Regions from separate parts of the Homo sapiens genome. Here regions 2 and 3 are each linked to region 1. A link is a loop called in an ENCODE intact Hi-C map of the cell type or tissue named here. Cell type or tissue: dorsolateral prefrontal cortex. All regions are shown on one strand. Region 1 overlaps DAPK1 (death associated protein kinase 1). Region 2 overlaps S1PR3 (sphingosine-1-phosphate receptor 3). Region 3 overlaps LOC124902201 (syncytin-A-like).

What was found. Hi-C counts contacts between places; a loop is a spot of excess contacts. Peaks named below come from ENCODE experiments on the same cell type or tissue, not always from the same donor. Only the 100,000 strongest peaks of a DNase experiment are listed, where the experiment ranks them.
Region 2: a loop joins it to region 1, with 11 times the contacts of the local background. A loop is called at or near these places in 5 of 110 quality-filtered maps.
Region 3: a loop joins it to region 1, with 4 times the contacts of the local background. A loop is called at or near these places in 49 of 110 quality-filtered maps.

The regions. Positions count from the first base shown.
Region 1 is chr9:87,680,512-87,688,511 of GRCh38, reverse strand. DAPK1 (death associated protein kinase 1) reads right to left here. Exons shown (of 26, transcript NM_004938.4): 20 at 6,886-7,108; 21 at 1,773-1,961. Among named protein-coding and RNA genes, the nearest start is that of CTSL, 42 kb to the left of the region's middle. In dorsolateral prefrontal cortex, CTCF peaks have their summits at 1,458, 3,539 and 3,742 (motif pointing left); DNase peaks (open chromatin) are centred at 3,731 and 7,045; H3K27ac peaks cover 2,998 bases.
Region 2 is chr9:88,994,789-89,002,788 of GRCh38, reverse strand. It overlaps S1PR3 (sphingosine-1-phosphate receptor 3), which reads right to left. Exons shown (of 2, transcript NM_005226.4): 2 at 1-1,735. The coding sequence starts at 1,588. The coding sequence ends at 452. Among named protein-coding and RNA genes, the nearest start is that of S1PR3, 7.3 kb to the right of the region's middle. RefSeq lists enhancers at 3,242-3,741, 3,742-4,243. In dorsolateral prefrontal cortex, CTCF peaks have their summits at 1,433 and 1,632 (motif pointing right); DNase peaks (open chromatin) are centred at 1,138, 1,648 and 3,649; H3K4me3 peaks cover 987 bases; H3K27ac peaks cover 3,495 bases.
Region 3 is chr9:88,037,507-88,045,506 of GRCh38, reverse strand. LOC124902201 (syncytin-A-like) reads left to right here. Exons shown (of 7, transcript XM_047424307.1): 6 at 1,230-1,407; 7 at 5,396-8,000. The coding sequence starts at 6,602. The coding sequence ends at 7,585. Among named protein-coding and RNA genes, the nearest start is that of LINC03026, 36 kb to the left of the region's middle. In dorsolateral prefrontal cortex, a CTCF peak has its summit at 3,837 (motif pointing right); no DNase peak of the experiment used is centred here.

The DNA.
Region 1 (8,000 bases):
TTGGAGATTTCTCAAAGAACTTAAAACTACTGTTTGACCCAGCAATCCCATTTCTGGGTATATATCCGAAAGGAAACAAATTGTTCCACCAAAAAGACACATGCACTAGTATGTTCATTGCAGCACTATTCACAACAGCAACGACACGGAGTCAACCTAGGCGCCCATCAATGGCAGACTGGATAAAGACAATATGATACATATACATCATGAAATACTATGAAGCCATAAAAAAGAAGAAAATCATGTCCTTTGCAGCAACATGAATGGAGCTGGAGGCTATTATCCTAAGTGAATTAACACAGGAACAGAAAACCAAATATGGCATGTTCTCACTTATAAGGGGGTACTAAACATTCGGTACTCATGGATGTAAAGATGGCAACAATAGTAACTGGGGACTACTAGAGGGGGTGGGAGGGAGGGATCATTTGTACCCTAAACCTCAGCATCATGCAATATGACCAGGTAACAAATCTGCACAGGGACCCCTGAATCTAAAATACAAGTTGAAAAAGAAAGGAAAACAAAAATGAGCAAGAACCTGCATAGAAATTTCTTAAAAGAAGACATACAAATGGCCAACAGGTAAATGAGAAAAATGTTCAATATCACTAATCATCCAAGAAATGCAAATCAAAACCACAGTGAGACACCCTCTTACACCAATCAGAATGGCTATTATTAAAAAGACAAAAAAAAAATAGCAGAAGCTGGCAATGATGCAGAGAAAAGAGAATTCTTATATACTGTTGGTAGAAATATAAATTAGTACAGTTATTATGGAAAATAGCATGGAGATTTCTCAAAAAGACTAAAAATTGAGCTAACATATGATCTAGTAATTCCACTACTGTGCATTTTTCCAAAGGAAAGGAAATCAGTATATCAAAGGGATACGTGCACGCCCATGTTTACTTCAGCACTATTCACAATAGCAAAGATACGGAATTGACCTAAGTGTCCATCAAGGAACAAATGAATAAAGAAAACGTGGTATACACATAACAGAACACTATTTATGCACAGACATAAAACAGAATGAAATCACGTCATTTGCAGCAACATGGATAGAACTGGAGGTCATTATGTTAAGTCAAATAACCCAGGCACAGAAAGATAAATACTGCATGTTCTCATTCACATGTGGGAGCTAAAAAAGTTGATTTTATGGAGGTAGGGAGTAGAATGATAGATACCAGAGACTGGGAAGGCTGTGTGTGTGTGTGGAGAGGGGAATGAAGATAGGTTGGTTAATGGGTACAAACATGCAGTTAGATAGAAGAAATACATTCCAGTGTTCAATAGCAGAATAGGGTGACTATAGTTAACAATGCGTTGTATTTTTCAAAATAGCTAGAAGAGAGGACTTGAAATGTTCCCAACACATAGAAATGATAAAAACTCAAAGTGACGGACACCTCACATAATGTGACTTGATCATTACATACACATTCTATACACGCAATGAAATATCACACGTACCCCATAAATATGTACAAATATTATTAATTTACTCCACAGTCATTTATCAAGCACTTACTGTATGCCAAGTGCTTTACTAGGCGCTGACAATACCCCAGTGTTTAATTTCACTGTTTAGGGATGGTAGCCAGCCATGCTTCAGTCCTGGCTCACTCTGAATATCAGTCTGTGTTGGATTTCCTTCTGGAAGTGACAGATACAGCTCAGGACAAGCTCCCTTTAGGGATGACTTACAACCCTGTTGAAGGGAAACCTGAGGTCCTTCCCTTGGGGCAGGCAGGGCATACCATTCAAATAAGCGTTCTGGATGTCGATGGCCTTGGTGGACTGGTCATCGGCCGAGCAGTGCGGGTGGTGGGTCGGGGCCACAAACACCTCCAGCATCCCTTTGGTAAGACCCGGCTCGAACATCATGCTGCGGCTCCTCACACTCACGTTCTCGCAGCCTGGGTACAGGTTGTTGATGCTCACTGAGACTGCAGGATGGAAAGGATCACATGAGTACTCGATGGGGGCAGCGTGTGCCTGTCTCCCTCCCAGGCTGGCCCTGAGGTTTCCTTTTCTGGAGCACGCCTCTGTCCCCACCCCAACTCTGGCTTCAGGCTGAGTGTGTCTGCCCTCACACGTGCAGGGCAGCAGTGTTCCCAGCAAGGCTGTGGGCTTTTCCGCTTGCTCTACCTCCCCACAACCTTTTCTGCCCCGCCCTGTTGCCCGGGTGGCTGGTCCTAGGGATTGTGTCTCTAGGCTGGCTTGCCATGTGATTTCTGCTTAGGGTCAGCCAACGGGAGGCTGTGGAGAGGGTGGGAGGGCAGAGGTCGGGTTTCTTCCCTTCTCACTTCCTGCTACTTTGCTGATACTCGCAGTCTCTGTCTTCCTCCAGCTCCCACTGAGCGACTTCTCTCTCTTGCACATGAGATTATTATTGCAGGTTAAATGGAAAATGATTTCAGACAGTAGCAGGCCATAGCATTAAATAATGCTGAATCACACACTGTGAAAGCTACTCCTTTTTGAAATTCCCTTGAAGGCCTTTCAGTTGTTCTTGCAGCGAGTCTCCACTTGAGGCCTTCCGATTTTAGCATTTCCTCAACACCTGCTCATCTTCCCTTTTAATGAAGAGGGTGTGGGCATTGGCGTTTAGCGGGATTTTATTCACATTGGTTGCTGTTCACTGCATTTATTTTTACTTATGGCAGTGACACTGGGTTCCCATTTATGATAGGGATATTAACTTTCATTTTCAAATCAATGTATTTTAGTACATTTTAAAAAGTGAGTCAGTTTAAAGGAAACATTATGTAAACAATGGTGAACTTGTGGGTGTTGTACGGGAGCTGAATAACAGAGTCTGGGTCCCCTGCGTTTAGGCATAGAGCCTGTGCTTCCTCACTGTCTCAGTTACTCACTGGCCTGCCCTGCTCCCCGTCTCTCCCACCAGGCTTGTGCAGGCAGAAGCTGCCTTTCTGGTCAGGGCTGTGACCCAGGGCCCACAGAGAGTGCTCTGTAAGAACTTGGTGAACGAATTGCATTGGAGAAGGGATTCATTGATCTTAACTGCAGTACCATTGGTTTACCATTAATACAATAGACATTGCGAGGCACTAAAGAAGTGACCATTTCACCTGGGTATCTGACTTTAAAACAGGCGATCCAAACACCAAGGTAATCCCTTACTTAAAGACCAAAGAGTTAAGACTTTGGACATGGATAATGGGGGTATCCAACGGAGGGGATGAGGAGAAGAAAAGTGGATCCTAAGGGCAGGATTAGGTACAGGGAAAGGAGAAAGGGCACTAGGAGGGCAAGATTTATTCTTAAAAACACCAACACATATTCTATTTCTGTAGGAAAGTTGGCAGATAGGAATGTAAATAGAAAACAAAAGCAAAATGATGTAAGTCTTGATGTCAACATAGCTGCCATTTTAGTGTATTTCTCTGCATATTGTTAATCCCAGCCTGCAAAAGCTGCTGGGTTGCCCAAGAATGGGTCTGTCCACTTCCCTGTGACCTGGAATTTGTGTCTGGGTGCCTGCCTGTCAGGAACAAGCCTTCTTTTAGTGGCATGTGGCCCTGTGCTTAATGAGAGCAGACGTTGGTAAATGGCAGTCATTCCTGCTCCTCGGTGACAGTTTTCGTTGGGAGGATAAAAGGTTAGGACAGGCTTTGTACAAGGTGTTATGAAAACAATAATTTCATGGGGAAGCACCGAAATCCCAGGAAATCATTTTTGTTAGCTACTGCCCCCTGGCGGTGTAACGTGACGGCTCCCAGGAGACCCACTTTACCTGGTCACCGGGAATTCCTCCCGCAGGCTCCTCTCCGCGGGAATAGGAATGGCTTCTTCAAATACTCTTCCTGGACATTCATGCCTCCTATGACCTTGGATGTTTTCCTTCCCACAGCTCAACAGCCACAACCCTCAGTGTCCCCACAGCTGAGTGATGTGTGCAACAGAAAACTTCGAGGGGACCCCGTCCGGTCTCCTGGCTGGGAGCTCAGCCTTGGCCTCCAGCGTTCTCAAGAGAACGGCAGTGGAAAAGGGCCAAAATTCTAAAAGCAAACTTCTTGCTGTCTGATGATATAAATGTTGCCATGTAGGCATCTCTCTCATTGAAGGGAAAAGGGCCTGACAATTCTAGGAGAGGTCACTGGTGTCCAGAGCCCTGGCCTGAAAGAGACCCCAGCACGGCCTGCCAGGCACGAGCAGTGCCCCCTGGCAGGTGACAGTGTTGCTGCTTCAGGAACCAGGCCCAGTCCCTGGAGGCATGCTCAGGAGCGGCAGTTCCTCGGGTGTCTAACAAAGCCACGCTGCTCCGTTGGCCCCCAACACACATACCCTCTGCCAAAGTCCAATCTCCCCAGGCCGCCCTCGCGGTGCCCTGTGCTTGTGCCCTGCTCTGCATTTCCCGGGCGCTGTCTGATGCTGATGTACAAGCTGTGAGGGCAGCAAGTGCCTGGTGACCCGCCCAGTCCAGGGATGGGGGCATCTTGTCTGTCTCATCCACCTCCAAGTCCAGCTGCCGAGCTATGCCTCCTGCCCAGGGATCCCTCAGCCACCAGGCTTCAGGGGCAACCACCAGCGCACACTTCCTCCACCAGGGGCAGGCGGCACTGACTGTGGGGGCCCAGGGACCAGGACAGCTGCCTCCTCCCCAGACCCCACGGCTGGGCTGAAAGCAGCTGGTGTGCCTGCACCTTAGGGCTCTCATGCAGAGGGGCTTCTGCCCCCGCGCCAGGACCCCCTCCCCGATCCCTGGCTAAAGATGCTCCCCCCATGGTGGGGCGTGCAGAAAAAGGGTCACCCAGAGCCACCCTTCACCAGGAACCTGCTGCAAAGACCAGACACAGATACTGAGGAGAAGCAAGGCCATGGATACCTCACCTCTGAGGCCAAGGGCAGAGCCACAGGTGACTCCCAGGACTCCACAATGGGGGCTCCTGGGCATCATCTGCACACCCACTTAGGCCTTGCAAACTTTCCAGATCATGAGCTCATGACCTCTCTCTCTCTCTCATATCCCACCCTCCTAACCACAGAGGTTCAGGCTGCAGTGCCCTTAACCACAGCAGGAGCGTGCTGCCTCCCTCTAAGGGAGCAACTGAACCCCACTTAAATCCTCAACTAGAGCAGAAATCACACTGGAGGCCAGGTGCGGTGGCTCACGCCTGTAATCCCAGCACTTTGGGAGGCCGAGGCAGGTGGATCACAAGGTCAGGAGTCTGAGACCAGCCTGGCCAATATGGTGAAACCTCGTCTCTACTAAAAATACAAAAGTTAGCCTGGTGTGGTGGCATGCACCTGTAGTCCCAGCCACCTGGGAGGCTGAGGCAGGAGAATCACTTGAACCCAGGAGGCGGAGGTTGCAGTGAGCCGAGATCACACCACTGCACTCCAGCCTGGGCAACAGAGCGAGACTCCATCTCAAAAAAAAAAAAAAATAAATAAAATAAATTTTTTTCTTTAATAATAAATTAATCTTAACCTTCTGTCACATTTTTTCCATTATCTACTTTTAAATTTTTTAAAGTTTTGACTCTTTTGTAATAACATTTAACTTAATATGCAAAGACAAAAAACAAAAAAATCACACTGGAAAATGGAAAGGTGTGCCTGTGAATTCCTTATGCAGGGTGTTATTGACAAGCACTGGCTCAGGCACCAGATGTTCTGGGATTTGCCACCTGTGCGCCTCAGAGAAGCCAACTGACCCCTCAAGGCTGCAGGGAAATAGCGGTAAAAACACCTCGGAAGCTGTCACTTGGATTAAATGAGGCGTCCTTCAGACCATATTTCTTCCAGTTCCTGGCACACAGTACTCTATAAATATTGACATATGTATCAGCAATATAATAATATGAATTATAACTCTGTTTTGGTTATTCTTTCTTCTCCTCATTTCAATTCTATAGCTGTGTTCAGAGAACAGAAGTTGAAAAGGGAATATAAATCTCAGCCAACTCTCCGCAGCTACCCATGCTCCCCAGCGTCCTCCCTCACTGAGGGGACGTAAGAGAAACACAAACTTTAGCATCAACCTGGGGAACAGACCTGGCTCTTCTGTGACATCATATACAGAGAATGAATCAAGGCACAAAGCACAAAACTGTCCTGGTTTAGGAAACTCTTGGAAGGTCTCTTATCTTTCCACAAACTCACTCGCTCTGTCTAAAGGAGGATTCAGTTGGAATCACACCCAAGATTGCATCATTTTCTCTTGCTCACTGCCAGGTGTTTCGTGACAGCCCCCTAATGTGAATCAATAACCCTGTCTGTGGAAGGCCCGGAAGGCAGCAAACGTTCCCAAGGAGGGTGGATGTGACCAGAGAGACCATCCCTGAAAACCACTAAGGAGCCTCTGGAAACCTCTATCCAACCTTGAACTGAGCAGGATGGTGCTTCCTGGAAATCCCTTTTTGTTGCTCTATGTATCTACAATACTGGGTCTGCCTGTAGCACTCCAGAAAGAAGGATAAGGGTTGAGGACCCTTCTTGGGCTGCTATTGGATCTGTGCTATGCTTGGACTGTTTGAGTTTGAGCTCTTTTTGTCTCTAAGGCCAGAGCCCTGAGTAGAATGCAATGCAATTTGCAACTGTGTCCCCAAAGCTGACTGTGCAAATTCTGCAGTTTGCACATTTATGAGGATGGACCTTTGTGTCTGTGGCTGTGATTTCAGTGAGGCCCTTGTTTTGCTACTGCCAAGTCAGTCTGTTACTGCTGGACAACAGGCAGCACACACAAGGCTACCAGCCAACCTGGACCTGAAAACCACTAAGGCCACAGGGTCCAGTATAGGCCAAGTGACCCAAACACAACTCCCTTCCCCCCTAGACCTTGAAAGGAGAGAGTGCGGAAGCCAACACCTGCTGGAGAGACGGGGCCAGCATGGAGGTTCCTACCTGTGGGCTTAGAAGCCAGGGGTGAAGGTGGGAACCTGCTGGAGTTGGTGGAAGACAGTCTGGGCCGACGCCTTCTGAAAAAGCTCCTCAGCAGCCCACACTTGAGAGATTCTACAAGGGTGGTTTTCCCGGATCCCGAGTGGCCAAACAGCTTGAGCTTAATTCTTGGCTGCAGGTTCTGTGTGGGTCGGAGCTGCTGGATGAAGAGTCCTCGGTGCGTATCCTGAGCATGGATGAGAAAGAGCCAGTGAGTGACAGAAAAAGAGGCAAATAATGATTCTCAAGATTCCTAATCCCCGGTGTGCAGTTTTTACCCATGCTGAAGATATGTTTCTTTTTTTCTTTTTTGAGACGGAGTTTCACTCTTGTTGCCCAGACTGGAGTGCAATGGCACGATCTCAGCTCACCGCAACCTCTGCCTTCTGGGTTCAAGCGATTCTCCTGCCTCAGCCTCCCGAGTAGCTGGGATTACAGGCATGAGCCACCATGCCCAGCTAATTTTGTGTTTTTAGTAGAGACAGGGTTTTTCCATGTTGGTTAGGCTGGTCTCGAACTCCCGACCTCAGGTGATCCGCCCGCCTTGGCCTCCCAAAGTGCTGGGATTACAGGTGTGAGCCACCGTGCCTGGCGGTATGTTTATTTCTATCTCCAATGAAAACTTTGAAAATTCAGGTAAAATTCACATAACATCAAAGTCACCATTTTCAACTGTGAAATTCAGAGGCTTTTAGTGTATTTTCAGTGCTGCAGGACCATCACTGCTGTCTCCTTCCAGAACATTTGTGTCACCCCCAAAAGGAAGCTCTGTACCCGTGAGCAGTCACTTGCCATTCATTCCCCTCTTTGCTCAGCCCCTGGCAACCATAGAGATGTTTTCTGTCTCTAAGAATCTGCCTATTTCCATTGCATTTTGATGCATGACAAGTTGGATGGAGCAACTGTGAAGCCTTCAATGTGTGTGTGTGTGTGTGCGCGTGTGTGTGTGTGTGACCCCCACACTTTATTTAGAAATTTATCAGAAAAACATAATTGGATGGCCCAAATGTCCACTTCATAACTGTAGGTCTGGAATAGGAACCTTATCTTACTGTTAAATAGCTACTAGCACTTTTGAT
Region 2 (8,000 bases), 1.3 Mb before region 1:
CCACATGGCAAACACCTGCAACACAAATTCTGTGTAACATAGAGATGTACGAATATACAAGCATCCATTCTACGCACAGGAAATGTAGTGTAAAATCATCAAAACACCATTCAGAGGCACACGGAGAGGGTCACACAGCATTGTGTGGCCCACGACCTTCCCTCTCTGTGAACAACAGGGAGGGTGTCTAGGATGCAGCAGAAGGCAGTGGATGATGTCAGCAGCTTAGTACATCTGAAAGACTCTGGAGCCCAAAGTGGACAAGGCACGTTGTTTACACTGAAGCGGGGTGGTGATTCCTTGGGCCCCCTCTGTAAGAGACATCCACACTGGGCAGGCTGTTGGTCAAAGTAAGGTAGCTCTCCCGAGTCACAGCTCTTGAGGGGCCCCTGTGGAAGCGACGCATGCAATAAATAAGAACACAGCCGCAGAGCAGGGCGCATGGAGACGATCAGTTGCAGAAGATCCCATTCTGAAGTGCTGCGTTCTTGTCCATGATGCAGGATGAGGGGGCTGTGTGGGGCAGGTCTTCCTTGACCTTCGGAGAGTGGCTGCTATTGTTGCTGCTGCTTGATTTACTTCTGCTTGGGTCGAGCGCAGGCTGGATGGGTGAGGCGCGGGCCCCCCGTCCCCTGACCAGGCAGTTGCAGACCAGACGGAAGAAGGCCCGCCGCATCTCCTTGCTGGCCAGCGTGTAGATGACCGGGTTCATGGCGGAGTTGAGCACAGCCAACACGATGAACCACTGAGCCTTGAAGAGGATGGGGCACGCCTGCACCCTGCAGGCCACATCAATGAGGAAGAGGATGAAGAGTGGGGACCAGCAGGCGATGAACACGCTCACCACAATCACCACGGTCCGCAGCAGTGCCATGGACCGCTCCGAGTTGTTGTGGTTGGCCACCTTACGGCTGCTGGACTTCACCAGGAAGTAGATGCGTGCGTAGAGGATCACGATGGTCACCAGGATGGCCGTGAAGATGCTGATGCAGAAGGCAATGTACTTCTTGGAGTAGAGGGGCAGGATGGTAGAGCAGTCAGGGAGATTGTGCAGGCAGTTCCAGCCCAGAATGGGCAGGGCGCCCAGCGTGAAGGCAATGAGCCAGCACATCCCGATCAGGAGGAAGACGCGGTGCCTCTTGTTGGCGTCGTAAGGCCTCATTTTGATCATTGTCAAGTGCCGCTCGATGGCGATGGCCAGTAAGCTGCAGGTGGACGCCCCAAGGGCCACGAACATACTGCCCTCCCTGAGGAACCAGACCGTGGGAGACAGGCTGAACGTCTTCTTGCCAGACATCAGAATGTTGACCTTGTAAGCGATGCCGGCCAGCAGGTCGCAGAGAGCCAGGTTGCCAATGAAAAAGTACATGCGGTTGTGAAATTTATTGTTTTTCCAGATGGCAATCAAAACCATCAGGTTCTCCAAGACGATGAAGCTGCAGATGACCAAGAAGAGCACGGTGGTGAGCGTGCTGCCCTCGGAGGCCTCCTTCAGCCTGCCCGCCAACTTCCCCACGTACTGGTAATGCTCCCGCAGGGTCTCGTTCCCCCGCACCGGCTGGAGACGCGGCGGGAGGGCAGTTGCCATCACTTGGCATTCACAGACGATTAGCTCCAAAATCCACGAGAGGGCGCCCCAGGAACATTCATTTCAAAGGGAAGCGGGGCTGAGGTTCCGGCTTCATTCAGCAAGGCGTGCAGGCCAGACTCCAGCGAGGGCGTTGAAAAAGGGCTCCTGCCAACAGATAAAAAGAGGGAGCGACCATTGATAAAACGATCGCCGCCTAAGGGGCCACGGCAACGCTGTTGGAGAAAGGCATGAAAAACGTGGAAGTACTGGGATGGCTAGCCACGTCAGGCTGCAGAGAGGGTCTTTAGACACAGGCTAAATTCCTAAGTGATTGGGGGACACCATGGGAAGCGATTTGGTGTCTGGAGTTGCCGGGAAGGGAAATTCAGTGCATGAATTATTGAATCCTGTAACAAAGATACACAGACCCAAGTACAGCTTCCATCTGGAAATCTCCAGGCACTAGAAAATGCTAACTAGTCCTCATCTAGGGCATGGGAGCTGGTGACCCATTATCCCAGTTACTCAGGGAAAAGCAGGATTTTCTCAGGACCAAAAAGCAGGATGGAATCTGAATGATGCCGGTTCAATTTCTAAAACCTCCCTGGTGAGTTTTACAGTGACATCGTGGGAAGATCCCGCACTTCCCAGATGGCATCCCCTGGATCCAGGCCCAGAAATCAGGTCTGTATGGGCTGTAGGTCGGCCTGGCAGAGAGCCCTGAGGCCTGACCATGCAGCCATCGAGGGACCAACAGTGCATGTCTGGGCAGTGCCCATGCAGACACCGCACTCGTGAGCAGTGAGTCCAGAGCCCAGCGAAGACAGAACATCAACCTGCAAAAACGGGACCCAAGTCTACAGATGATAAAGGAAGGACAGGAAAGCAGTGACAATCACACTGACTGAGTCTGGCTTGAAATTCAGAGCCCTGAATATCAAATAGAGCATGGGTGCATGTGAGCCAACAGAAAAGTGGCACATTTGGGAACACAGCGAGAGAGGGAAAGTGGTGAGTGAAGGCCTCAATGGATTCTGAATTCCAAACTCTTCCCCCACGAGACCTCAAACACTTGCACTCAACCACACCTGGTAATATCGATCAGCCTTCTGTGATGTTGATGACGCCACACACCCAACTATCAAGGTAGAAACCGCTTTCAGTGGACTCACTTATTTTATTTTATTTTTTATTTTTATTAAAAAAAATTTTCTTTTGAGACACAGTGTTGCTCTGTCACCCAGGCTGGAATGCAGTGGTGCGATCTCGGCTCATTGCAACCACTGCCTCCTGGGTTCAAGTGCTTCTGCTGCCTCAGCCTCCCAAGTAGCTGGGATTACAGGCACCCGCCACCATGCATGGCTAATTTTTGTATTTTTAGTAGAGACGGGGTTTCACCATGTTGGCCAGGCTGGGCTCGAACTCCTGACCTCAAGTGATCAGCCTGCCTCAGCCTCCCAAAGTGCTGGGATTACAGGCATGAGACACCGCACCCAGCCATCATTTATTATTTGAGTATTTAAATATGTAATTAAGTTCAAATGAGGCTAATTTAAAAGAGCCTACTGTGTGTATCCAGTGAATTTTTTTTAACTTTTACGATGTTTGAACCACAGCCCTAAATTTGCTTCAGAGACACATGAACAACTCACCAATACTATGGGCTCTGCATTTTAGGGTGTGATTGACTCTGAATCTCATCCATGCATGAGTTTATTCCCAGGTACAAATCAGTCCCTTGAAGATCCAGGGCTTGCCTGGGTGGGGCTGAGAAGCAGAGGTGGCTCCAAATGGTTTCTGTATCCTCGTGACCCTCTGGAGTGCTGAATGCTGTCAAAGCCCTCCTCTCCCTACATCAATTTGGGGGACCTGGATTTTCTGAGATGGCCCCTTGCTTCTTTGCAAAGATTTTTTTTCCAGTGTCCTGGAGCTTGGTGGTGTTGGTTGCTCTGGAAACCCCGGGGGCGGGGGGTTGGCGGGGGGTAGGATGTCTGAGCTGACGTCTGTGCTCTGCCTGGAACTGCCCTGACCCTTCCCAGCTGCCGCCTCCTGAAGTCACAGAGGCCTTGGGTCGAGGTCAGCTGGAATGCCAAGTGCTGGCAGAAAGGCTTATGTGTTGGCCAAGGCCCTCTGCTAACTGCAGAAAGAAAAAGCAGCCAAGTTCCAAGTCCAGGCTGATGATGCAGGATGAGAGGAGGTTGCCTGCCCAGATCTCTCCCATCACTCATGAGCCATGACAGGCAGCGCAGGGCCCGGGGCCTGCCTCCTCGAGCTGTGGCTCACCCATGCCAGCCCTACTTGGCTTCCCATTCACCTGAGAAGAGACCATGTCTTGCCTGTAGGTTCTCCTGGAGGCAAACAGGACAGTCCAGTGGGCAGCCTTCCCCCCAGCCCCTCCCTCTCTACCGTTTCTGAATTTTATTTAAATCTTGCCCATCCTTCAAGCCTCAAGTCAAATTCCACTTGCTCTGTAACATTTTCTGGAATCATGCCAGCCCCTGGTGACTTTTCTCTGAGGCTGCATGCCACTTCTGAAAACGTACTGCAAACTGTCTCTTTAAATGGGGCAATACCACAGTCAGCAGCATTTTCTGAGCATTGAGCTTATCCATTAACACAGGGACTTTCACCATGGGTAAGTTCACAGTACCCTCCCCAGCATCCTGTACACTGATGGGTGCTAAAAAGATACTGTCCTTTTAGTTGTTTTTGTTTGTTTTTTGTTTTGTTTTGTTTTGTTTTTGGGATGGAGTCTCATTCTGTCACCCAGGCTGGAGTGCAGCGGTGCGATCCCGGCTCACCACACCCTCCGCCTCCCCGGTTCAAGCGATTCTTCTGCCTCAGCCTCCTGAGTAGCTGGGACTACAGGCGCCCGCCACCATGCCCGGCTAATATTTGTATTTTTAGTAGAGACGGGGTTTCACCATGTTGGCCAGGCTGGTCTTGAACTCCTGACCTCAAGTGATTGCCTGCCTTGGCCTCCCAAAGTGCTGGGATTACAGGTGTGAACTACCACACCAGGCCTAGTATTGCTTATTATTTCTTTCTTTCTTTATCTGTGAACAGGAACTGGAGAATCACTATTTCTGATTTTCACTTTGCTGGGTTTCCACCCCTGATCAGGGGCCTCTCAGGGACACATGTGCTATGCCCGGCATGCACCCTGGCATGAAGCCGGGTATGAAGACAACCTGGGCCATCAGGCTGTCTCCTGCCACCTCCGGTACCACTGCACAGTGCTGATGGGGACCGCGAGGGCTCTGCCGTTTCCCACACGAACAGCCACTCATGCTCATGGAAAAGGCATGGAGCAAAGGCAGTCTGTGAACAGTGCCCTGTGCCAGCATCCTCCCTCCCATAGCAACTGGGGCCAGAGCCCTCACCATGCTGCCAAATGGATGACCTGCCCGGCTCACATTGCAACCAGAGGGGCCATCACCTGGCAGACAGCCAGCTATCCATGACACCACAGTGTCCTGGTTTATCCTACAGATTGCTGGGATACCCACTCCAGTATGTTGGGTTTCTGTCCCAGAAACCGACAAGCTGCAGACAAACCTTGGTTCCAATGTCAGTGATTCCTGAGGCCCCTTTTCCCCAGCTCACGTAGGGATTCAAGTACAGCTCCATGTTCCTCATCCTTTTAGGTAATACTGGCATGTCGTTATGATTCAGACTGTTCTTGTACTAACTCAGCTTGCCTCCTGTGCCTCAGTTTCCCCCATGACAACCTGACCCTACCATTTTATACATGTCCTGTCTCCTCTGAACCTTCTCCACACCTTTGCTTTTGCCATGCATCCAACAGCCAGATGTGGACTTGCTCCCGGGAATGGAGAGAAGAGGGTGAATAGACCCACGGCTTATACAAAAATTGATCAGAGCAGAAAACAAGCAAACAATTAAAAACTAATAACCAGCAATAAAATAACCCCAATAAACATAGTATAAGATTTGCCAGAGACCCATCAAAATCATGAATCTTGAGGGCAAACATATTTTCCCATTAATGTTTGATTTATCATTTCCCTTATAATTAAATATTCATCCCTCAAGAAGCATATTTGTCCAGAACATCTTTTGTTAAATATGATTCTCTGCATTTTGCATAAGTGGAAGATATCTGGCTGTCTTTGGAATCTAAAAGCTCATTTTCTCTGGATTATCAACATTTACAAAGCAGGCCTCATCCCAAGAGTTAAGTGCTGGGCTAAAGGCCAGATTGATTTTGGATGCGTCTACACATTATTGCGCACGGTTAAAAGCATCTCATGGACAAGAGTTCCCCTCCGCTCCTGAGGGGTACCAGCCACAGACCTCAAGTTTGCTAGAAGAAAGCTCAAAGCCCACCCCGCCCTGAGGCTCCTGGAGTCAGCAAGCCCTACTCAGGGCAAGAGGGGAGTCAGTCACTCTGGCGGATTGGTACTAACACTGCCAGGCACGGCAGGAGTGCTGGGCACTGCAGGCACCAGCAGGCCTGGGAGGCTGACCTGCCCCACCACACAGAGATCAGTGAGACCAGCACCCAGGCCAGCAACAAGATGGGCCGGACCCTGCAGCCTTCCTTGTGCCCCTCCTAGTCACCACCTGTCCCCAAGCATGACCACTACCTGGGATAGGACTCTCCCCTAGGTGAGTTTAGCCTGCTTCTGACCTTCACGTGAATGAAACCCTACAGGATACAATTGTGTCCATTGCTTTCCTCTCCCCATGATGCTTGTACGAGTCATGCACATAGATGCACCTGCATGCTGAATATTCTTGCTCTCATGGTGTGGGTAGATACACTACCCTCTATTCATTCTTGTTTATGGACATGGGGTAATTTCTTCCATGGCCCATGTGTTGATTATCATCAAGTAGCACTGCTGGGATTGATTGAGGATGTTCTCTTGGCGAACACATGTCCATGTTTTCGCAGGTCGATGTTGATTTGTGAGCGGTGTGTTGGTGTCTGAGATGGGCTTTAACCATGACTCGGAGGCACTGGGTTTCTCAGACCCCAGCCAGCCCATCTTGCAAAACTGGTGTGGGGAGAAGGGGCGGCCCCTAACAGAGGGCAAGACTGATGCAGTATTAGTGTTCACTCTTTGCTTTATTCCAAAAGTAAGTGTCCAGAGCTGGCAGTGACATTGTAAATTTGATCGCGGCTTAAATTCCACCTGAACACTTAGAAATAAAGCCAGATGCTGAGACATATGGCTTTTTGCAGACTAGTTTTGCATATATTCAGAGAGCTTGGCACATTACGGAAGACACAGGAGTACAGACAGCTGCAGGGTAGAGACGCTCCTCCTCATTAGCGGTGGTCTTCTAACCAATACAGATGCTGACACTGGGCTGCTCCCACTGCCCACCTCCACGGCACATCCTTGCCTGGTCGTTCCACTCTCTTCCAAGTGCTACACTAACACATCTCCCTGACCACCTGGGAAGACCCCCGCCCACCACCCAGCTCTTCAAGAGACTTAAGTATTTGATTGTCTGCATCTTCAGTCTTTTCATGTTTACTGAGAGACACTGCTTACATCTGAACTTACCTGAGTTCTACTCAATAAAGACCCCATTAGCTAAGGGTTTTCATGTCATCCTCACTAAGCTGGGTTCATCCAGCCTACCTCAAAGCATTTTAATACCAACACATTTTTTTTTTGTCGAGGAGGAATAAGACGCCTTCTGGAAGATGAGTATGCAGTGGATGACCCCAAGTTAGACCCTGCCAAGGTCAGAGGTGCCTACCTTCCCCCAACTTCCAAGGAGAAACATTGCTGGGAGGAGGGTGAGCCAGAGAGAGGAGGCCGGATGGATTCCAGATGTGCTTTCTATACTAGCGATTCGCTTTCTCTACCCATGTCAAGTTGAAAAATAAACAAACTATAAAAGGAAGAAAAAGAGAAAAAATAAAGAAAATGTTTCCACAGTCTGGTCTCCTTCCCAACACCCCCCTTTCTCTCTCCGCATAAAAGATAGGCACAATAAGATAGTAAGATAGCATCTTGGTCAGATGCAGGATGCTATATTTTTAATAGGCATGTACTCCCAGGGAAATTAACTAGTTCATCCTCCAAACTGAATCAAAACACCAAACATATGCCAACAAGCAAAATTTCTTGGAAAGCAAGATGTTTTTTAAAATTTCATTTAAAATAACTTGGAAAGGAAATAATGAGTCGGCCGTTACAAGGCTCCAGCAAAATTCCTTTGCTAATGAGTATTTTCCCTTGCTCTAGATTTCTTGGGTGACCTCGCTCTGCTTTTGGAGACAGTCCATTGCAAAATGCATGCTTCACACACCCAGCTGCACAGGCTTGGCCCATTAATGCAGCTCCCCTGAGAAATAACAACTGTTACAGACAAACCAGGTGAGGGTTTTGTATCTTTTCTCCCTTCTCTTCTTCAAAGCATGCAAGTCAGTGCACTTCCCTGGTTA
Region 3 (8,000 bases), 360 kb before region 1:
ACGCCATTTCACAAAAAAAAAAAAAAAAAAAAGAAAGAAAGAAAGAAAAGAAAAAGCTTTACAGGTCCATTTTAATATATGTCAAAGAAAAATAAATTTTGGAATAAAATACTTTGATTCCCTTTAGGGCCTGTTATCTGTCATGGGATGTTATACCAGGGTCAGTTCAGAGTGGGTATCTCATTGCTACACAGAATCTGTGTTGTCAGTCTTGGGATCTCTATTTTAATGATAATACTGGTCAGTTTTTCTAAACTCCAAAAGGGAGGGAGTATAATGAGGCACGTCTGACCCCTCGTCCCTTCCTGTCATGACCTGAACTAGTTTTTCCCATGTCTTTGGAATCCCTTTGGCCACTGATCCATTCAGTCAGTTAGGAGGCTTAGACTTTATATTTGGTTTACATTCAGATAGATAGGTAGATAGATAGATAGATAGATAGATAGATAGATAGATAGATCATCTTATCTCTGTTTCTCTGGTGAAGCACTAATCCAGTGAGGCAGCTCTCTTCAACCATCGTGTCTAGAGGTGGTGGCTGACAGCGTGGCCTCTCTTGATGTTCTCCTTGGGCATTTTCACACCTGGGGCTACCATGTGTACTTGCCGCCTGATGTCCCAATGCCTGAGGGCCTTGATGGGCACTCATAGCACGACCCTGAGCCAAGCACAGGCTATCTGCTGAGCAATGGGTGGATGGTGAATGTAAGATACAGTAAATTCCCCTTCAAAGATTTAGCCTGTTAACTTCCTTATTCTTTGTTCTCAAACTCAGCTTCCTTGTTCTCCATGTCTCCTTGCCTCTAGTTACTGTAACAACCTTCTCACCAGTTCTAATCAATAACTCACATCTTTCCCTTGGTTACCCACTCTGCACCCATTCTTCCCACTGAAACTGCACGTCCCATCACTGTAACTCACATCCCCCTTCCCTTCCTTATTTGGAAAAGTATTCACAAATAGCCAATCAGGTCAACTTAGAATGTGTGGTCCAACCCCAACCCCTGGGGTAGTGACACAGAGGTAGGGACTGCATTAGGGATAAAAACCCTTTCCCTCCTTTGTTCAGTGTGCTCCTGTGATCGTGATTGACACAGGCAGCACCCTTCTGCAGAAGTAAATTGCCTTGCTGAGAAAACCTTTGCCTGAGTGCTGGTTTCACTTTGCAGCTCTGAGCATTTGTTTCCAGCAAATCTGGGGACTCATCCAGGATCCCCATTTTCCTCCAGGAAAGGGGTCTCCAGTCACCTCTCATGAGGAGACGCGTCCCACTGCCTCATTGAGGTGGCCTCAGGGTGAAGAATCAGGACCCACCTGGTGCAACGAATAAACCCAGACTCTCAGCATCGCGAGGAGAAAAAGTCTTGCAACACCGTGGCGACCAAGTAACTCTGTGCACATACTAAGGTAAGAAACTTTGCAGCAGCAACAAAGTACTTCCTTGGTGGTTGGGATATTCTGGAGGCTTAAAGCACATGAATGGCAACAAGCATGACTGCTGTGTAGTGTGAGTGAGTCCAATCTGCAGTTCTGTGGTCACCTCATACGGCTTAGGGAGGCCCTTTGGGGGTCCCAGCAGGGGTTTATACTGACCCGCCATCAATGCTAAGAGGGGCCTGAAACATTCCCAAGAGGGAAGTGGCCAGAGTGGGCGAAGCAAAGGGAGAAGGGTGCAAAGAGCCTCCAGCAGGTGGGGTTAAAGGATAAGCAAGAAATCTCTAATATGAGGGATTGAGCCTCAGCAAGCCTCAAGAGAAGAATAGGTAAGAAGTCTCCAGTATGAGAGATTGAGCCTAATTGGAACCCAACATGGGAAATACCCCAAGCAAGACAGGGAGTAAAAAGGATAAAGATAGGGCTGGGCACGGTGGCTCACGCCTGTAATCCCAGCACTTTGGGAGGCTGAGACGGGCGGATCATGAGGTCAGGAGATTGAGACCTTTGTGGCTACCACGGTGAGACCCCATCTCTACTAAAAATACAAAAAATTAGCCAGGTGCAGTGGTGGGTGCCTGTAGTCCCAACTACTTGGGAGGCTGAGGCAGGAGAATGGAGTGAACCCAGGAGGCAGAGCTTGCAGTGAGCTGAGATTGCACCACTGCACTCCAGCCTGGGCAACAGAGCAAGACTCCATCTCAAAAAAAAAATGGATAAAGATAGCAATAAAGATATTCCCCCGATAGTTCCCTAGGTCTCATGTTGAAATATTGGAAAGATAATGAGAGGACTAAACATAAGAAAAAGCAACAAATGATAAAATATTGCTATTTTATTTGGACTCAGGGACCCATCCTCAATCCCTCAATCTTCTGGCCAAAGTTTGGGTCTAATGAGGATGTGATGTGTCAACTTCTAATTCAATATGTAAATGATAAAAGTCCAGTTTCTCAAGAAGAACTGGACAGGCCGGGCGCAGTGGCTCACACCTGTAATCCCAGCACTTTGGGAGGCCGAGGCGGGTGGATCATGAGGTCAGGAGATCAAGGCCATCCTGGCTAACATGGTGAAACCCCGTCTCTATTAAAAAATACAAAAAATTAGCCAGGCGTGGTGGTGGGCGCCTGTAGTCCCAGCTACTTGGGAGGCTGAGGCAGGAGAATGGCGTGAACCCAAGAGGCAGAGCTTGCAGTGAGCTGAGATCCGGCCACCGCACTCCAGCCTGGGTGACTGAGCGAGACTCTGTCTCAAAAAAAAAAAAAATATTAAGAAGAACTGGACTATCCTCTTTGTTGAAGGCAGGGACCTGTCCTCCTCTTTCCCTTAAATACAACTAGGGAAAAACCCAATCTAGCAACTCAGAATGAAGAGTCAGAAAAGCCAGTTCCCGTGCCTAAAGACTCCAGCACATGGGCTCCCCTAGACCATCTTCCCCCACTCAGGGCCCCTAAACCTTCCCCTCAGGCAGCTGTTGCCATCCTGGATCCCGCTCCAGATCCTTCCCCTGCTCACATTATTTCTCCTCCTTAAAATCCTGATTCTTGGGAATCATCATCCCATGAGCCTGTTCCCTCCCAGCCCAAGTACTCCTCCCTAAAAGGACTCCAGCATGAGGTAGAACAATATAAAAAGAATATCCAGAATTTCCCATTTCTCTCCACACCTAAGAAGTCAGCCCTGACTCTCTTCCCCTTAAAAGAGGTGCCACAAGGAGGGGGAGCTATTGGCTTTGTGAATGCTCCCTTAACCAGTTCAGAAGTCCAAAGTTTGAAAAAGGAAACGAAGCCATTGTTAGATGACCCTTATGGGGTGTCAGATCAGGTTGATCAATTCTTGGGACCTCAGTTATATACTTGGGTCAAGTTAATGTCCATCCTAGGTATCCTCTTTTCAGGGGAAGAAAGAAGCATAATCTGTAGGGCTGCTATGGCAATTTGGGAACATGAACACCCTCCTGGTCAAAACATTCCACTGCAGATAAAAAATTTCCCACCCAAGACCCACAGTGGGACAATAATAATGCAGCTCACTGGGAAAATATGCAAGACCTATGGGAAATGATAATAAAAGGAATTAGAGAATCAGTACCCGAACCCCAAAGCTCTCTAAAGCATTTAATATACAACAGGAAAAAGATGAAGGGCCTATGAAATTCTTAGACAGGCTAAAGGAGCAAATGAGACAATATGCAGGCCTAAATTTGGAAGATCTCCTTGGACAGGGAATGTTAAAGCTCCATTATGTCACTAAAAGTTGGTCAGACATTTTCTAAAAGTTACAAAAATTAGAAGATTGGGAAAACCAAGCCCTAAGTGAACTTCTCAGAGAAGCTCAAAAAGTGTATGTGAGGAGAGGCGAAGAAAAGCAGAAACAAAAAGCAAAATCCATGCTATCTACTTTCCAGCAGATGGCTCCAAACCCATATGCTTCTAAACAAGGTCTCCAGGGGGCCAAAAACTATAAAGGGTCCAGACCCCTGTTCAAAGGACCCAAGCCTCCAACTAGGTGACCTAGGCCTTCATTTCCCAGGCCTTCTAAAGAGAAAGTAGAGGAGAGACCAAGTATATAATTCCTGAGAAATTGGTCTTTTGTTTCTAATGTAGGAATGTCAGCAGTGGAGTGTAAATAAGGCAATCCATAGAGCATCTCATAAGGAGAAAGGCCAGTATCTTTCCGAGGGGCAGTTCAGATTCTTAACAAGGCAATAGGAAGACATTTAATCCATGGCAGCCAAGTTTCTAGAACTAATTTGGTTAAGTGGTTCTTCAGGGTCTGATTCATCCTTTCTACCCTACCTGACAAAGGTGGGTGCCAAAGAGTATGATATTCCCATTTAATGTCTAGTGTTTGGGATAACTTTTTAATGATATGTGCTGTGAAGAAATCATCTAGGCTGGGCACAGTGGCTCACATCTGTAATCCCAGCATTTTGGGAGGCCAAGGCGGGTGGATCACCTGAGGTCAGGAGTTCGAGACCAGCCTGGCTGATATGGTGAAACCCTGTCTCTACTAAAAATACAAAAATTAGCTGGGCGCCTGTAATTCCAGCTACTCGGGAGGCTGGGGCAGGATAATCACTTGAACCCGGGAGGCGGAGGTTGCAGTGAGCTGAGATCTCGCCATTGCACTCCAGCCTGGGTGAAAGAGCAAAACTCCGTATCAAAAAAAAAAAAAAAAAAAGCGGTCGTTATAAACCCAAATGAAGTAGTTTCCCAATACAGACGTTTTTGAGTGTCTGCATCACCATAGTGACTTACTTTCCCCTATTTTGCCAACAGTCCTGAAATCTTGGTTGTATGGATCTTGAAATGATCTTTCATGAGAACAACCCGGGTCAACATTAAGGCCACACAGACAATCATCACACTGGGGTCACTGTCCAAACCAAACATAACTGTCTCAATCCCAATCTGCAAAATAGAAATGTATTAAAAACCTAAATCATGAGCCGCTGGCTCACGCCTGTAATCCCAGCACTTTGGGAGGCGGAGGCGGGCGGATCACAAGGTCAGGAGATCGAGATCACGGTGAAACTCCATCTCTACTAAAAATACAAAAAATAATTAGCCGGGCATGGTGGCGGGCGCCTGTAGTCCCAGCTGCTCAGGAGGCTGAGTCAGAAGAATGGCGTGAATCCGGGAGGCGGAGCTTGCAGTGAGCCGAGATAGCGCCACTGCACTCCAGCCTGGGTGACAAGAGCGAGACTCCATCTCAAAAAAACAAAACAAAACAAAACAAAAAACAAAAACAAAAAAAACAACTAAATCATGATGTGCTACATTTTCTTCTCCTTAAGCATAAAATGCACTGTTTCCTGTTATATTGAATATTTGATCAGATTCTGCTTAAAGAAAGAAAATTTAAAAAGCTTTCTCAAGTCCAACAGAGCTTATAAAAATAAAAAGTAAAAATAAAAAGCTTTCATCAGACTCTACGTTCTCTTTTCTTAAAACCAAAGGTCTCAAAACACAGGCACGGCCCCTGGAGTTCCCAGTACATCAACATCAGCCTGGGGATCATGTCCTCATCAAAAGCTGGAAAGAGGAGAAACTCGAACCAGCCTGGGAAGGACCTTACCTGGTGCTCCTAACACTGAAACCACAGTCCAGATAGCAGAAAAAGGATGGACCCATCACACCCCAGTCAAGAAAGCATCACCACCTCCGGAGTCATGGGCCGTTATCCCAGGGGAAAACCCTACCAAACTAACGCTAAGAAAAGTTTAACTCTCCTTCATCTATTCTATTACTCCTTCTTCTTTCCTCATTCTATGGCTGACCACCTCATTATTAATGTAACCAGGTCAAGCTCACCCCAAACTATTACCTTCGATGCATGTCTTGTCATACCCTGTGGAGATCTCCAAAGTCAAAAGCAACTCTCAGACTCAGAGAAGTATCTCTGCCCCTTTAAGATAAAAGGCTCCCCCTATCAAGACCCTTGTTCCTTAACGAATGCAGGAAAACAGGTCTGCCATAGCTGGAATGATGTTGTGTGGACAACTGAATATCAAGGCTGGACCTCGTCAACCGGTGGTTGTATGTCCTTAAAACCATACATTCACTTCACTAAAGAAAGTACCCCCCATAATTGCCAGTATAACCAATGTAATCCAGTGCAAATTTCTATTCTCATTCCAACTTCTACTGACCCTAAACCTACTTTAAGTTGCTTATATGGCATGGGAGCCGAAATAGCAGGGGCACATCTTATTGGATATTTTGAGATATGTTTTATTACTCCTTCACCTCCTACATTCCTTCTACATTATCCCCCAATGTTCTGTTCTTCCTCCACCCAAAGATAAAACCAAAATAGATATTGTAGAAGTAAATGACCTAAAACAAACTTTAGCAATTGAAACAGGATATCAAGATGCAAATGCCTGGATGGAATGGATTAAATATTCCGTCCACACTTTAAACAAAAGCAATTGTTATGCTTGTGCGCACAGCAGGCCAGAGGCCCAGATTGTCCCCTTTCCACTCAGATGGTCCTCCCGTCGACCAAGCATGGGCTGTATGGTAGCTCTCTTCCAGGATTCTACAGCTTGGGGCAATATATCATGCCAAGCTCTCTCTCTGCTCTATCCTGAAGTTCAACACCCTGCGGGTCAGCCCCCGAGGGCCATCCAGCTTCCGTCTCCCAATGTCAGTTTCATCTCATGTCTCTCATGACAAGGGAAAACTTGGCATTCCGTGGAAGCTTAATGGGATGTAGTGAGCTTAAGCCCTTCCAAGAGCTTACCCATCAGTCTGCTGTTAGTCATTCTCGAGCGGATGTAGCGGATGTATGGTGGTATTGTGGTGGACCCTTACTGGACACTCTGCCAAGTAACTGGAGTGGTACTTGCACTCTTGTCCAATTCGCTATCCCTTTTGCCCTTGCATTTCTTCAACCAGAAAAAGAAAAGCCACAACACCGTAAAATAAGAGAAGCCCCTTATGGGTCTTTTGACTCTCAAGTTTATTTAGACGCAACTGGAGTCCCACAGGGAGTACCACACAAATTCAAAGCTCAAGACCAGATAGCTGCAGGATTTGAATCAATATTTTGGTGGGTAACTATCAGTAAAAACATAGATTGGATAAATTACATCTATTATAACCAGCAGCGGTTTATTAACTACACTAGAGATGCTGTCAAAAGAATAGCTGAACAGTTAGGGCCTACTAGCCAGATGGCTTGGGAAAACAGAATGGCCCTAGACATGATATTAGCCAAAAAAGGTGGAGTTTGTGTTATGATCAAAACTCAATGTTGTACCTTCATCCCAAACAATACTGCCCCTAGTGGGAGCATAACAAGGGCCTTACAAGGCCTTACTGCTTTATCCAATGAATTAGCTAAAAATTCTGGAGTCAATGACCCTTTTTCAGGATGGCTAGAAAGGTGGTTTGGTAAATGGAAAGGAATCATAGCCTCAATTCTTACTTCTCTTGCAGCCGTAATAGGTGTAGTCATTCTTTTTGGGTGTTGTGTCACACCATGTATCCGTGGGCTAGTACAGAGGCTTATAGAAACAGTACTTACTAAAACCTCCCTTAGCTCTCCTCCACCTTATTCAGATAAGCTTTTCCTTTTAGAGGATCAAGTCGAACAGCAAAGCCAAGACTTGTTAAAAAGGTTTGAAGAGGAAGGACCATAACAATTGAAAGGGGGAAATTATAAGATACAGTAAATTCCTCTTCAAAGATTTAGCCTGTTGACTTCCTTATTCTTTGTTCTCAAACTCGACTTCCTTGTTGTCCATGCCTCCTTGTCCCTAGTTACTGTGAACAACCTTCCCACCAGTTCTAATCAATAACTCACATCTGCTCCCTTGGTTACCCACTCTGCACCCATTCTTCCCACTGAAACTGCACTTCCCACCACTGTAACTCACATCCCCCTTCCCTTCCTTATTTGGAAAAGTATTCACAAATAGCCAATCGGGTCAACTTAGAATGAGCGGTCCAACCCCAGCCCCTGGGGGAGTGACACAGAGGTAGGGACTGTGTTAGGGATAAAAACCTTTTCCTTCCTTTGTTCAGTGTGCTCCTGTGATCATGATTGATGCAGGC